Regions from separate parts of the Homo sapiens genome. Here regions 2 and 3 are each linked to region 1. Evidence: chromatin contacts called from ENCODE Hi-C or POLR2A ChIA-PET data. All regions are on one chromosome and are shown on one strand. Each heading gives the region's core, a stretch centred on a gene start or an enhancer-like site at or near the end of the contact. The rest is flanking DNA. Distances are from core to core; before and after follow the strand shown.

Region 1 (2,846 bases), core at 297-2,796:
AGTAATTCTTGTTCTGAAAGTTTTTCTTGGGTCATTTTTGTAAAGATGTTCTCTGATAATAGAGAGTTTTTGAGACTACTCCAAATCCCATAGATTCAAATGGTGTGTACGTAGAAAAGCCTCAATTGAAACATGGCCTCTAGTTTAAACCATGTTAATCTTGTCTTTCTCCCACTATTCTCTCTCTCTCTTCCCCTTGACCCAATGGACTAAAAATAATAAATAATAAAGGTGTCCTTTCTCCCTTCTTGCTTTTGCTTCAACTCTCCCTCTCCCTAAGATATTCTCCATTTCCATCTGGGAAAAAAACATATATTCATTACTTCCTTTCAAGAGTACTACTATAAATATAGCGAACCACATACGGAAAACTTTCTGCGCAACAGGGACTGTGCTAAACACTTTACATACATCATTTCAGTCACAATTAAGCCTCCTAACAACCCTCCTGAGGTCGTTTCTATAGATTTAAAGAGACTATGTAATTTGCCTGAGATCCCACAGACAGTAAATGTCAAGGTCGGGATTTGAACCCAGACTCCCAAGACCATGCTCTTAACCACCCTACTCTCAACCACCCTACTACCCAATCTACTGCCTAGATTAATATTCTTTTCCTTTAAGAAGCTGCTGTTAGGCTGGGTGCAGTGGCTCATGCCTGTAATCCCAGCACTTTAGGAGCTGAGGCAGGTGGATTACCTGAGGTCAGGAGTTTGAGACTAGCCTGACCAACATAGTGAAACCCCATCTCTACTAAAAATGCAAAAAAAAAAAAAAAAAATTAGCCAGGCATGGTGGCGAGCGCCTGTAATCCCAGCTACTCGGGAGGCTGAGGCAGGAGAATTGCTTGAACCTGGGAGGTGGAGGTTGCAGTGAGCCAAGATTATGCCACTGCACTCCAGCCTGGGCGACAGAGTGAGGCTCGGTCTCAAAAAATAAAAATAAAAAATAAAAAAATAAAAAAAAGCTGCTGTTAATCTTTTCCAGTCCCTGGCCACTGGGAGTTCTCTCCCCTTAACACCAGTATTAATTTACAAGAGCTGAAATATACCTATACCTACTCTACTCCTCCCCTGTCCCAGGCGTGCCCTGACAGGAGTAAGTTTCATTCATGCCAGGCTCACCCTTTCTGGCAGACAAGCCTGCATCAATCTTTTCGTAAGATGCAATTACTACTAATATTGATTCTTTTGTAATTTTAAATATTTGCCAAAAAGATTTCTATCACAGTGTTGTAACAGTGATTACTGCAGAATGTGGTCAATAGTAGAGTTTTCTCAAGCGCTCTGCACTACAAGTACTCAATAAAAACTGAGAGTGCAGGCTTCTTGCCAGACCTCACCCAGCCCTATTAAGGGGACAAATCTATGTCTTCTCTTTCCCTCCACTCCACCGAGACAGCAACTTTTCAAAATGTATTCCCCTCACTTGGCTTGTTTTTAATCTGTATGACTCTCTACTTTCTATATAAGACAGTCTTACCACTTACCTCTTGAGCTCTGAGAAGCTGACTTCCTTGGCCAACTGTTCCTCTGCCTGAAAACCCTAAATGCTTTCCCTGTTACAATCCTTTATAATACTTGAATTTGAACGCTTTATGACAGCAGGGTCAAATAAATAAGATAACTTGGGTTCAAAGTCTGTTTTTCTTTATGGAGTCTTAGAGAAGATAGTAATTGGGAAAGACATCTTCTTAAGATCTAAGTTTCTATGTCTACCTCGGTTACTAGGTGGGGCCGGATATTACTAACAGGGATGTGTTGTTCCAAGAAAGCTTGAACTTGTGCAAAAATCTGTAGCGCATCTCACTGAATATTGTCATATTTAAGTAAGATGGCTGCGTTTTGATCATCTAGCCTGGGGATTGTGAAGGGACGAGTCCAAAGAGAAGTTTGACTTTAACAGAGGTCAAAACATTGGAAGATTCTACACAACTTAAATAATGCTGGAAAAGTCTTAGTTACCACTAGTAACCCAAGCCCAGTGCATAAGCTGTACCAAGCCAGGCATGGCAGGGAGCCGTTTTTTTGTTGTTGTTGTTTGTTTTGTTTTTTGAGGCAGGGTTTCACTCTGTCACCCAGATTGGAATGCAATGGCACAATTGTGGCTGACTGAACCTCTGCTCCCAGCCTCCCAAGGAGCTAGGACTACTGGCGTGAGTCACCATGCCCAGCTAAACTTTGTTAATATATATATTTTTGGTAGAGATGAAATTTCGCCATGTTTCCTAGGCTGGTCTCTAACTCCCGGCCTTAAGCAATCTGCCCACCTTGGCCTAGGGAACAGTTTTATCCTCTTGAGGCTCTCACCTGATTGGGAGATCCTTGCATTACACTATGTTTATGGTATTGTTAACGATGCAAATTTTATCTGCCAAGTACTATTGTTCCCATTTACACAAAAATATAACAGAAGAATATTTATAGTTATCTACACATTTTAACACACTGCTGAAGCACACCAGCAATCTGCCTCTTACTAGCTATGTAACTTTGAAAAGTTATTTAACCTCCATGAGCCTCAGGATCTTCATCAATACAATGGAAATAGTAATAGTACCCTCCCTACGGAGTCACTGTGAGGATTAAATGAAATGAAGCATGTGAATCTGCCGCACAGTAAGCTCTTGGTAAACAGTAGCTCTTATTACTATTATTATTAATATAGGCTGAGCAGGGCATCCTAAATCAACACAACCTCACTATAGCATTGTTCAAGCAAAAATCAGAGCTAAGAGCAGCTCCTGTTGGCTGGGTTGCAAGCACCACCCAAACAGGTTTTGAGTTTGCCTCTCCAGGGATCCAAGATTGTCATTTTAAAATGAATTTAGCAATGGAGTGATGTTT
Region 2 (3,059 bases), core at 363-2,862, 270 kb after region 1:
ATATATATATATATATATTTTTTTTTTTTTTTTTTAGCAGAGACGGGATTTCACCAAGTTGGCCAGGCTGGTCTTGAACTCCTGACCTCAAATGATCCGCCCGCCTTGGCCTCCCAAAGTGTTGGGATTACAGGGGTGAGCCACCCTGCCCGGCCTATCTGTGGTATTTCTAGTGTGATGTCTAGAACTTCATATACTTTTTTGGATTACTTTAATTGTAAGGCTGTATCCAAACTGATGAAATGCTCTCAGAGGTAACTATCTGGAGAGGTGACTACACTGATGCATTAAAAGAAATGACTGGCATGGAATAAGGATTAAAATATATTAATCCAAAACATTTAAAATTGCATTAATAACAGCCTAAAGCAAAACTAATGAATCACATAAAAAATCTCCCACGCTGTTGTTCTTAGTAGTTTACATTGTGCTACATACTTTCGCATGCATATGCATACAACTTCTATTCTGTTTTTAAACTTTGCATTACATATACATTCTTCCATATTATATGATCTTCATAAAACTTGTCAGTTAAATGGCTGCATTAAAAAGCATGCGGTTCATGGACCATTATGCTGTTCCCTCATTCCTTTTGTTATTAATGGAATATAGCAAAGAACATCTTCCGTACTATTATTTATTTGTCAAGAATAGGGCCAGGCATGGTGGCTCAGGGAGCCGAGCCTGAGAGCACTTTGGGAGGCCGAGGCAGGCGGATCTCTTGAGGTCAGGAGTTCGTGACCAGCCTGGCAACGTGGGGAAACCTAAATGTCTCTACTAAACATGTCTCTACTAAAAATACAAAAATTAATGGGGCGTGGTGGTGCACACCTGTGGTCCCAGCTACTCCAGAGGCTCATGTGAGAGTATCACCAGAGCCCAGGAAGTTGAGGCTGCAGTGAGGCGTGGTCACACTACTGCACTCAAGCCTGGGCGACAGAGGGTGACCCTGTCAAAAAAAAAAAAAAAAATCCTAGCAGTAAAGTTACAAGGTCAAAGGATAAGGTACACATTTAAAAAGAAATTTTCTTTCTCCTCCTGAGATAACTAAATACAGCAGTGTATGAACAACCCTTCATACATTACTCTCCAAGGTTTATCTTGTTAATCCTTTCAGATGTTATCATCTCCCTATCCTTGGCTGCACCTGAAAAGAGCAGGAGCCGGCAGGTAACCCGATCGCCTCCCCCAGGTGAGTCTCCGATGGAGGTGTCAACTACAAGACCAGGAGCAGAGCAGTCCTGGGGCTTTGCTGGAACCATTGGCGTGGGAATGCTGTCTCTTCCCTCGCCCGAGAGACGCCAGATTCCCAGCGGGCAGCGGACTCGGTTCTAACCTTCCTCGCCCCAGCCTCTAGGAGCGCTCTGCACGCAGTGGGCGTCTAATAAATGCAGTCGGCCCTGCTTGGACAAAAGCTCTCCTTAAGTGGACCGGACACTATGCCCCTCCAGGTGCCAGAGTTGTCGCCCCCGCTGCCACTTTGCTCCCTGCGCGCGTTCCGCGTGAGACCCTCGGCGGCACCTCACCCACTCCCTGACGGCCGGTGCCAGCCCGGGGCACCCTGGGTACTCTGCGCGCGCCCGCTGGCCCCGCCCGGCCCCAACGGCCCCAACTCCCGTCTCCTCCCAGTCCCCCGGAGCCGACCAGTGGTGGCGGCAGCCCCAGGTCCCGGGTCCCTCAGACAAAAAGGCGGGTGGAGGAGGAGTAGCCGAGCCCAGAGTCCTGCTCCGGCGCCGCCGAGCACCGCCCGCCTCAGCCGACCAGCCCCGTCGGCTACTGGGCCTAGCCTAGAGGAGAGGAGGGAAAGGCCGCGGAGGCCGCGAGGAGACGGCTGGGGCGCCAGCGGCCGGCTGCCGCCTAGTTGTGCTGCCCGGACCAAGGAAGGAGAAGTGGGAGGAGCGGGGAGCTCAGCGGCTCAGGACGACGACGCTCGCCACATCCGGGACCCTCCGGCCGTGGCGGTCGCAGCGCCGGCAGCTCGGGCCTCAGCCCCTGCCTCTGTGGTGACTCCGCCGCGCTTCGACGTCGCCCCTGTCCCCGTCCCGCCCGCCGCCCCCGCCAACCCCGCCGCCGGGGACATGTCCAACCCCTGAAGCCGGAGGAACGGGCCAGTCAGACTGCGCCCGACAGGTGATGGGGAGCGGCGGCCGGGCTGGGCAGCCGCCGGGTGGGCGAGCTGGCGCGGGGTACCTGTTGACTTGGGAAGGGCCAGGATCGCGATCAATGGTGAGTTGGGGGTCGGAGGAGTAGGAAGGCCTAGTTCAGGGAGAGTAATTGGAAAGCCACTCGCTCTGGTTTGGACATTCTTTAAAAAGCCGAGGATGACTCGGGGAGGCGGGGTAGTCTTTTGTGGAGGGGAGGATACACCCGTTCGCATCGCAGCGGATTTCGGGCTGAAAAGTCTTGGTCAAGGAGCCCGACGCTGCCTCCCGGGGCTCGGGGAGCAGCAGCCCCTGGGCTACGGCCCAGGTGGGCTCGTGAAGGGGATTATTGAATCCGGTTGCAGACTGCGCGCAGTAAACACTCCTTAAAGATGGAGCGCTTAACGGGAGGGTGTACGTGTGTGTTCCCGGGTTGTTACCTTGCACACCCACTTATGCCCGCTTGCAAAACCTTTACTCCCCGCCTCTGGCCACCGTTGCCGGGGCCGCACACCTTAAACTCAGGTCTCTCTGAGGAGAGGAGACTGAGGTTGACTTTTCCCATGTGCCTGTCTGATCCGACGGCTCGGGCTCATTGTACACTGTGTTTTGGAAGTGTCTGATTGTAGGGTGGCATGTTTGGGGTTGTACCTTGTAGGCCGCAGAACTTGTGTCACTTCTAACTCCAGACCTGCTTTAAAAACACACTTTTGGAGGCGGGTAGGGGGTACTTTTCTAACTATGTGCTCATACAAACTTTAGAGCAAACTTTCTCTTACTCTCCCCACCCTCCCCCTTCCTTTTTCTAAATGGAAAATAATGTCCGGAGGGGTTGCTAGATAGAAGACTACACTTACAAAGTGTTTATGATTCCAGGCGCATGAAATCTTTAACATTACAGGTACATTTTTGCTT
Region 3 (3,107 bases), core at 251-2,750, 480 kb before region 1:
TTAATAGCCAAATTTACCCAATAAGATTTTACTTGAATCACCAAAGTCTGTATAAAAACATATACCTACGTACATTGGAATCAGTAAAGATTTCTGATTCTTCACATTCACAGCAAAGTAATGCTGCTGATTCACTGTCTTCCAAATGAGAGCTCTGTAATACAAACAAGATCATTTCAGAGATCCAAACGAATGGGCCCATAAGCACGAGGGGAAAAGCAAGCTGAAATCACTGAGTCAGTGGTGTTAGCTCACAGGTGAGAAGCTGCAATTCTGATTAGTGATGGCTATTTTGAGAGAACACTGCCAACAAGGTGACTGGTTAGTTGATTGAGGAATGCTTGATCAACTGAAGCATTTCCTATGGTTTCCCGATTTGGGGAAAGAGCCAGCACATCTTTTTCTGTAAAGATGGTGCTGCTAGCCGGGCACAGTGGCTCACGCCTGTAATCCCAGCACTTTGGGAGGCGGAGGCAGGAGGATCACAAGGTCAGGAGATCGAGACTATCCCAGCTAACACAGTGAAACCTGGTCTCTACTAAAAATAGAAAAAATTAGCCGGGTGTGGTGGCCGGTGCCTGTAGTCCCAGCTACTCGGGAGGCTGAGGCAGGAGAATGGCGTGAACCCGGAAGGCTGAGCTTGCAGTGAGCCGAGATCGCGCCACTGTACTCCAGCCTGGGCGACAGAGCGAGACTCCGTCTCAAAAAAAAAAAAAAAAAAAAAAGATGGTGCTGCTAATCCTTTGTAGTATGTACTCTGAACTCTTCTCAGACTGGGGATAGATTTGTGTTCATTTATCTTCACATCCAAAGATACACATTTGATGTATTTGTTTAGAGATAGGCTATAGAATATAGCATAGGGCCTGATTACGGGATCTAACTCTTAGCCTAGCCTCATTAGCTCTCTGCTGCCAAGTGTTCATATGAGCCAAGAGACAGGCCAGGCACAGTGGCTCATGCCTGCTAATCCTAGCACTTTGGGAGGCTGAGGCAGGCAGATCACCTGAGGTTAGGAGTTTGAGACCAGCCTGGCCAACATAGTAAAACCCTGTCTGTACTACAAAAAAAAAAAAAAAAGTATATATATATATATATATATATATTAGCCGGGCATGGCAGTGTGTGCCTGTAATCCCAGCTACTAGGGAGGCTGAGGCAGGAGAATCGCATGAACCCAGGGGGCGGAGGTTTCAGTGAGCTGAGATCACGCCATTGCACTCCAGCCTGGGTGACAGTGCAAGACTCCATCTCAAAAAAAAAAAAAAAAAAAAAGAGCCAGGAGACATGCCCTACCCAAGTCCCCCAACAGGCACCAGAAAACAATTTAAAACCTTTTCTTCTGTTCTCTAATCTCTTTCTAAAAATCTGTCTAGAAGACAGACAAGGAAAATAAGACAAAGGAGTGAAATAATTAGCTGGTAACATAGGAGTATTTTTCCCTATGACTAACAACTCAAAAAAGGGAACAGAAAAGGCTCCAACTCTGACTCATTAGATTCTATTCAAATGTTTGCTGTTTAGCTAACAGCAGCTGGAAACTGAGTTATCCCTACATGGATCATTGATGCATAAGCTTACGTCATTAAAACTTCTCACTACCAGTGGCTGAAACTTATAACTACTTCATGGCTATCCTAGTTGATTCCTACTTTAATTTTTCACAGGTAGGGCTGTGTTTCATCTAAAGTATACCCTCAGAGATAAGAGTTTTAGAGTGCAAATAAACTTAAAGAAAGTAAAGCTCAGAGTTACTCTTTCTGATAACAGCCTTGCTCCTGGTTTACTTCCTTCTCATTTTTTTTCTACTCTGACCCTTTGTCTACTTTTAGTTTTCTGTCTTAAAACCAAGTCTCATCTGGCATTGTCCCTCTCTCTTCCTCTTTTAGAAAATAATCAGAAATAACCAAATATTTAAAATCATTGTTGCCCGAGCGTGGTGGCTCACGCCTATAATCCCAGCACTTTGGGAGGCCGAGGCGGGTGGATCACGAGGTCAGGAGATCAAGACCATCCTGACTAACATGGTGAAACCCCGTCTCTACTAAAAATGCAAAAAATTAGCCGGGTGTGGTGGCGGGCGCCTGCAGTCCCACCTACTCGGGAGGTTGAGGCAGGAGAATGGCGTGAACCTGGGAGGTGGAGGTTGCAGTGAGCCGAGATCGCGCCACTGCACTCCAGCCTGGGCTACAGAGCGAGACTCCATCTCAAAAAAGAAACAAACAAACAAAAATTATTGCTAAAAATCCTACAAATGTAAAGTCTTTTTAATTCTTGTTCTCTTATATTTTGGAGGGGGGAGAATAAGAACATTTACTCTCCATCTAGCTTAAAAAATATATAAAATATTTGAAGACTTCTGGAACTCGTATTAGGAAAGCTAAAGGCTTAATAATAAATATTTGAAAGAATTAAAATGGTAGAGATCAGAGCTGTTTTCAATCTTCCCAAGCTCTCATACTACAACAGATAATAATATAGATAATACTAAGCACATCAAAAGTGGCTTGTCATTGTCACAGTATAAAAACTAGAGAGAGGCTGGGCACGGTGGCTCACACCTGTAATCCCAACACTTTGGGAGGCGGGTGGATCACCTGAGGTCAGGAGTTCAAGACCGGCCTGGCCAATGTGGTCAAATCCCGTCTCTACTAAAAATACAAAAAATTAGCTGGGCATGGTGGCGGGCACCTGTAATCCCAGCTACCCTGGAGGCTGAGGCAGGAGAATCGCTTGAACCCAGGTGGTGGAGGTTACAGTGAGCCAAGATCATGGCCATAGCACTCCAGCCTGGGCAATAAGAGCGAAACGCCATCTCAAAAAAAATTAATAATAATAATAATAATGATAAAAACTGGAGAGAGCTTGAGCCCAGGAGTTGGAAACCTGCCTGGGCAACATAGTAAGACCCCATCTTCATGACAAAAAAAAAATAATAATAATCAGCCAAGTATGGTGGCACACCTCTGTAGGCCTGGCTAGTTGGGAGGCCGAGGTGGGAGGATAACTTGAGTTTAGGAGTTCGAGGCTTCAAGTGAGCCATAATTGTGCCACTGCCATCTGGCCTGGGCAACAGAGCTAGATCCTGTGTCCAAAAACAAAACAAA

What was found. A loop is a pair of places that touch in the nucleus more often than their neighbours do. ChIA-PET counts read pairs that join two places held with the same protein, here RNA polymerase II (POLR2A). Pooled maps may share reads with other maps.
Region 2: a loop to region 1 is called in a pooled map, with 2.5 times the contacts of the local background. The contact joins the enhancer-like site here to the promoter of TMIGD1 in region 1. A Hi-C loop is called at or near these places in 2 of 168 maps with a recorded cell type or tissue (PC-9 and mammary epithelial cell), 3 of 37 single-sample maps with no recorded cell type and 8 of 50 pooled maps. POLR2A ChIA-PET finds 5 or more read pairs at or near these places in 5 of 52 experiments (AG04450, HepG2, OCI-LY7 and 2 more).
Region 3: a pooled map shows a loop between it and region 1 (3-fold over the local background). The contact joins the enhancer-like site here to the promoter of TMIGD1 in region 1. A Hi-C loop is called at or near these places in 2 of 50 pooled maps. POLR2A ChIA-PET finds 5 or more read pairs at or near these places in 2 of 52 experiments (GM12878 and endothelial cell of umbilical vein).

What each region holds. Positions count from the first base shown.
Region 1 is chr17:30,332,511-30,335,356 of GRCh38, forward strand. It overlaps TMIGD1 (transmembrane and immunoglobulin domain containing 1), which reads right to left and starts at 1,547. Exons shown (of 7, transcript NM_206832.3): 1 at 1,490-1,547.
Region 2 is chr17:30,598,784-30,601,842 of GRCh38, forward strand. It overlaps the pseudogene SMURF2P1-LRRC37BP1 and the pseudogene SMURF2P1. Among named protein-coding and RNA genes, the nearest start is that of GOSR1, 120 kb to the left of the region's middle. RefSeq lists a silencer at 1,499-1,978. Within about 2 kb of position 1,613, at least 40 of the 41 ENCODE cell types and tissues checked have a DNase peak (open chromatin) inside an H3K27ac peak, as active enhancers do; they include OCI-LY7, PC-9, endothelial cell of umbilical vein and 1 more, where a contact is called at or near this core.
Region 3 is chr17:29,848,776-29,851,882 of GRCh38, forward strand. SSH2 (slingshot protein phosphatase 2) reads right to left here. Exons shown (of 16, transcript NM_001282129.2): 2 at 74-154. Among named protein-coding and RNA genes, the nearest start is that of SSH2, 80 kb to the right of the region's middle. Within about 2 kb of position 1,501, at least 3 of the 41 ENCODE cell types and tissues checked have a DNase peak (open chromatin) inside an H3K27ac peak, as active enhancers do.